2 separate regions of the Homo sapiens genome follow, and region 1 is linked to region 2. Evidence: read pairs that join two places in POLR2A ChIA-PET (ENCODE). Cell type or tissue: Caco-2. All regions are shown on one strand. Each heading gives the region's core, and the rest is flanking DNA. Links, peaks and the distances in the headings are about the cores only. Region 1 has its middle 18 kb from the start of SLF2. Region 2 has its middle 5.5 kb from the start of PAX2.

The links. Peaks named below come from ENCODE experiments on the same cell type or tissue, not always from the same donor. Only the 100,000 strongest peaks of a DNase experiment are listed, where the experiment ranks them.
Region 1: POLR2A ChIA-PET joins it to region 2 with 19 read pairs; 3 of 35 experiments call an interaction of 5 or more read pairs at or near these places.

What each region holds. Positions count from the first base shown.
Region 1 is chr10:100,893,683-100,896,585 of GRCh38, forward strand. No RefSeq gene overlaps it. Among named protein-coding and RNA genes, the nearest start is that of SLF2, 18 kb to the right of the region's middle. In Caco-2, for the core only: no CTCF peak of the experiment used is centred there; no DNase peak of the experiment used is centred there.
Region 2 is chr10:100,738,655-100,741,557 of GRCh38, forward strand. It overlaps a transcript of PAX2 not described here. Among named protein-coding and RNA genes, the nearest start is that of PAX2, 5.5 kb to the right of the region's middle. In Caco-2, for the core only: no CTCF peak of the experiment used is centred there; a DNase peak (open chromatin) is centred at 1,197; H3K4me3 peaks cover 1,474 bases.

The DNA of each region.
Region 1 (2,903 bases), core at 274-2,773, 160 kb after region 2:
AAAAATTAAAATGAGGGTAATTTCCATTGCTGACAGGGATAGAAGGAAAACAGTTTTTATACTGCTGGTAGAAATGCAAATTTCCACAACCCTCTATAATCTGGAAACATCTTTAGAAATTGAAAATATATATTCCCTTTGACCCATCAATCACACTCTTATATCCCATAGAAGAGCAAATGCCAAGAGATTATACATACATACGTACACACACACACACACACACACACACACACACACACACACACACACACACACATACATATTAGGATTGTTTGTACTGGCCATTCTTCTCCCCATCCCTGAGGAAAAAAGACAGAAACAAATTAAAACCCAGTAATAGGCACCGAGTGGTATGCTAGTTAAAACCAGGAAAAAGCCCTGGTTTGCAGTGTTTGCAGATTTCTATGATGTGAATATTCCCGTCATGCCTCATTTCAAGCTACCAGCCTGATGTCACTGAGTGCCAGGTTGGAAAGAAATGTGAACAATCAGCTCCAGAAATCCAGGAGCTCCAGCTGAGCCACACCTTGAATAAGTTATATATAGCACAGCCACACCTCTGGCTATTAAAAAGAATGACGGGCCAGACATGGTGGCTCACACCTGTAATCCAAGCACCTTGGGAGGCTGACGCAGGCTGATTGCTTGAGTACAGGAGTTCAAGACCAGCCTGGGCAACATGACAAAACCCCATCTCTATAAAAAAAAATACAAAGAATTAGCCAGGCATGGTGGCTTGTGCTTGTAGTCCCAGCTACTCAGGAGGCTGAGGTAGGAGGATCACCTGAACCTGGGAGGTCAAGGCCACAGTGAGCCAAGATCTTGTCCCTCCACTCCAGCCTGGGCGACAGAGTGAGACTCCATCTCAAAAAAAAAAAAGAATGAGATTGTATTGCAGAAGTTTGCTTGGTAGATTTCCAAGGTATTGTTGAGGGAAAAAAAAAAGCAAGTGGCAGAAAAGTGTATAATATCATATAATCATATTTTTTGAAATATATATAGACAAAAAAATCTATATATGTATGTGTGCATTCTATTTGCATATGATTGTATGACTTTGAGAAGATGGGGAGGAGGAAGCCAAGCAAAAAGAGGAAGTAAAAAGGGCACATTTATGCATTATACATATGTATATAGAAGTAAGATTCTTTTTAACCAAAAAAAGAAAGAAAAATATATTGAGCCCTTGAAACATGCCCTGTTCTGTATCAGCTGCTTGGGAATATAGGAACACGTGAGACATGGTTTCATTCTTACATCTAGCTGAAAATATAAAAGCAAATGATCACAGGATTATTTACATATTTATTTATTTGAGACAGAATCTCACTCTGTCACCCAGCCTGGAGTGCAGTGGCTCAGTCTCAGCTCACTGCAACCTCTGCCTCCTGGGCTTGATTGAGCAATCCTCTCACTTCAGCCTCCAAAGTAGCTGGGACTACTGGCGTGTGCCACTATGCCCGGCTAGTTTTTGTAGCTTTAGTAGAGACGGGGTTTCTCCATGTTGGTCAGGCTGGTCTCAAACTCCTGGACTCAAGTGATCCACCCGCCTCAGCTTCCCAAAATGCTGGGATTACAGGCGTGAGCCACCGCACCCAGACCACAGGGTAATTTATTATCTCCAAGTAGGTGTGAAATAAATGCCACAATGGAAGGACAAGCAAAATAATAGAAGGGCTGGGGTTTTCGTTGTTGTAGTTGTTTTTTAAATAAGCCCCAAGGATCCTCCTCCACCCAAGCTTGCTGCCAAGTCTAGATCTCCTTCACCTTCTTGCAGTGGGTCCTGGAACCAGCCTGCTTTCCTCTCCTTGGGGAGGTACCTTTGCCAGCCTCCCCAGCTCCTCCTTTCTTGCTGCTCCCCAAAGACAAATACATTTTATTTTAAAGCTTTTATTGCTTTGCTGCTACTGATTTACTGCTAATCACCATGGAAACAGACGTGGAAAATATAAACAACACGATTGAGGAAGCCACACATAATCAAGAATCTTACAGGTGTAACAAGGTTTGGTTCCCCCGCCTGCCTCTTGACTCCTTTATTTTTGGTTTGTCTTTTTTTCTTTCTTTTTAAATTTTTTTTGCAGTTCTCCCATCTGTGCCATCGACTCCTTTCTGAAATGGTTACTGGAAGCCCTCACTGGGTGCTACCCTCCCTTTCAACTCTCTCTCCTTTCTCTCTCCCTCTCTCCCTCCCTCCCTCTCTCTCTCCTTGGGTAGCCAACTATCCATCAAGCAAGACCCACTCAGAGTGGCCATCAGCTTTACATTGGGGAGGGGGCCTCTCACCTCACAGGAGTTCTGTTCTCCCAGGCCTCTCTTTTATTGGGTTTTCATCTCTGTATAACACATTAACAAATAGGCCAGACAGGTAATCTGTGTGTCTCCAAACCAAGGATTAGCTAAAGCCCAGTAAATCCCAGTTGGCCCCAGCAGCCTTTGTCTTCAGGAAGCACCAGCCCCTGATGAATTCTCCACTCAGAGAAGTCCCCTCAGCCCATCAAAGTCCCCCATCACCACCTGATACCCCTCCTCTCCAAACATTGTAGTCTCCTTGCTGCCAACTGGCCACTTTTTGTCCGGCTCTGTGTTCCAGTGAGCATCCTCCGCCCGGGAAAGGCTAGCTTTTTTTTTTTTTTAAGACAGAATCTCACTCTGTTGCCCAGGCTGGAGTGCACTGGAGTGCAGTGGCATGATCTCAGCTCACTACAATCTCCATCTCCCGGGTTCAAGTGATTCTCCTCCCTCAGCCCCCCGAGTAGCTGGGATTACAGGTGGCCACCACCACGTATGACTAATTTTTGTATTTTTTAGTAGAGACAGGGTTTCACCATGTTGGCCAGGCTAGTCTCGAACTCCTGTCCTTAAGTGATCCGCCCGCCTCAGCCTTCCCAAGTGCTGGG
Region 2 (2,903 bases), core at 146-2,645:
CCCAGCCCGTCTAGACCTAGCGGAGCGAACTCCTGGAACCTGAGGGATTTTTTTCTTTCCAACATTTACCTTGCAGCTTTTCTTTTTTAGGAACAGTTACACAAAGTTAAGAAATAATTCTGGATGTAGGTGACGCTTGAGATGCAAGTCTCAAACCAAAGCATTTTTTCCAGAAAGAGACCCTGTCCTGGCTCCTGAGGGATTCAGTTCAGCCCTTTTGTTTCAAGTTCGGGGAACGGATGGCTCTGGACCTTGGAGGGCAGAGGCTGGCAGTCGCCTGGGGCAGGGGTCTCACCCTACAGAGAGGGCCCTCCTTCCCCCTTTCCCCGAGGGCCTAATCCGTCGCGCGCGCGCACGCGGACACACACACACACACACACACACACACACACACACGGCCCCCATAGCCACCGCAACTCTCAGCAGCAGCCCTAGCCCCGACCCGAGGCCCCAAGACGGCGGGCCAGGAACCCCTGGGACGTCCTGGCTCCAGGCTGGACGTAGGCGGAGGTGGCAGGAGTGGACAAACCCAGGCGGGTCCCACGACGCCCCTTTCCTCGGGTCTCTCCTTGTTTCAGCCAGCCGCTCTCGCCCCTGGTCCCCTCTCCCCTGCGTTCGGGTCCTTTGTCTCCAGCCACCTCGCAGCCTGTCCCCGCCTCGGCGGCCCTGCCCTTTGGGCCTCCCAGTCTCTCTGGCGGGTCCCCCTGCCTTACCAGCTCCCGGCTGTGGCGCGCTCTCCGCCTGCTCCTCACATCCACACAGCTGCTGGGAGAGGAGGAAGGAAAGGCGGGCGCGCCGCGGATGGATCCGAGACGGTAGATTTGGTGCCGGCTCGCAACTCTGGGAAACTCAGCGCGGGTCCTCCCGCCCCTCTCCAACTCTGCCCAGCGCGGCCCGGTCGCGCGCGCTCACCCGCGGGGACCCTTCCTTTCCCTGTATTTCGGCTGTGGCTGTTTCGCTCCCTCTGGTCTCCCAGCCTCTGGAGTGTGCTTCCCTGGCCCTGCTCTCCGTTCCCTTTCGGCCGCCCCCGGCTGTCGCCTGCCCCCACCCTCCGCAGGTCCCACGGTCGCGGCGGCGATGACTGTGGAGGTAACGCCGGGGACGTCCTGGGTCAGCCTGCACCGTCTCCCTCGACCACAGCCCGATGAGGCCGCGGGCTCCGGGCCGGCTGCTAAGAGAGTTAATCATTACTTCGCCAGCGACACTCAGCCTCCCTCCGACTCTCTCGCCCGGCCTAGGGGAGGAGGGGAGGGGACAGCTGGCCAGGTGGGGACTTCGGCTTCGCACAAACCAGCCTCTTCAGGCCTCCCAGAGACAGGTGGTGGCTTCTCAGTTCCCTCGGCAACTCTCTAAGGTCCTCTTTCTTCCCCTCCTGTCTCTCCCTCCTTCGAGCCTCCTCCCAGCCAGGCCTCTCCCCACCGTCTCCTGTCCGCTCTGGCTTTGACTGATTAACTGCAGGTCCTGGGAGAACCAACTTTCTTTGTTTGGAACCGGACCGGACGGGATTTCCTTCCCTAGGTCTCCGCCAATGGGCCAGCTCCTCCCGACGGTTTTGGCGGACTGGCTGAAGAGGACCGCGCCTGAGGCCACAATTAACCCGGCTGTTGGTGGTGGTGGTTGGGGGGTGGGCAGTGAGGAATTTAACCGATCCTCTAGCAGCTGCGCTGGTGCAGTTGGGAGGGGGGTGCAGGAAGTGGGAATGGAGGAGTGGCAGGAGGTATAGACAGAGGGAAGAACGATAAACCTGGACAGGTGTGGCATAGCCAATAGAAGGGGAAACAAAATAAAACAGGAAGGCGGCGCGGGGAGGAATCCCCAGTAACCTTTATAGGATTGAAGTTGGGTGGAAAACGCCACCTCCTGCCCTACCTTAGCACTCAGATCCCTCCTTTACCTCTTTGTGAAAGGGTAAGAGTTCAGAAAGCTGGCCATTTACTCCATAATCTACTAGAGAAATGTCTGGGTTTGCAAAATGCCTATTGATTAGCTCCATGGAGTAGACAAGACAGGCGTAATTATCCCCATTTTACAGGTGAGAAAACTGAGTCTCAAAGAAGCAAAGGGACTGTGTATGTAGTGGCTGTCACTTTTTCCTGTAGGCTGTGGGGTGAGTGGCCCCTTTAGGAGGTCCATGGGTATCTAGGGAGGCGGTACAGGCTGTGTCCAGGTCTGAGCCAGAAGTACCAGGGCCTCACGGGGCTCCTAGCCCTTTTAGCTTGTTCTCTGTTGGACAGGACCTTCACTCTTACTCTCTAGACCTGCTGGCTGGGTTTCTCCCAGCTTCGCTATTTTTTCAGTTCCCTAGTAGAGTGGCCCATGGGCGGTAGCCACCTGGCTGGCCCGTGCCACTAAGAGGCAGCTTTGGTGGCCAAGTGGCTTGCATTGTTGTTGCTCCTCAAAGGGCCTGTGAAGGGCTGGGCAGGTCGCAAAGACCTCTTGTGAGGGGAAGCTAGATTAAAGGGGGAGGGATCCTGGAGGATAAAGGCCCAGCACGTGCGCCTGGACTCCACAGGACCAACAGACCGAGCGGGCGGGGCCAGCTGGGAGTCAGGCCCCCCGGGCTTCACGCAGGGAGCCCAAATATTGGGAACAAAAGCAGGAAAAGAAGAGTGAGAGCAGGAGGGAGGGAGGGAGCGAGGAAGCAGAAATTAGGGGGTCTTAGATGAAAAAAAAAAGAAAGTAGCTTTAGGGGGAATGTGCTGTGGAGTGTGAAATTGCAGCCCATGGTGCTCCATATTGTACCAGAAGCTCTTCCAAAAAAAAAAAAAAAAAAAAACCATCCTCCAACGTGACCAGAGGGCCAGGCAGGGGGAAGGGCGGGGAGAGAATGGGGAGGAGGAGGGGGAAAGGCCGGGCAGGAGCCGGTCAGGCCTTTCTGCGGAAGGGGCTGGGGTGTAAGTTTC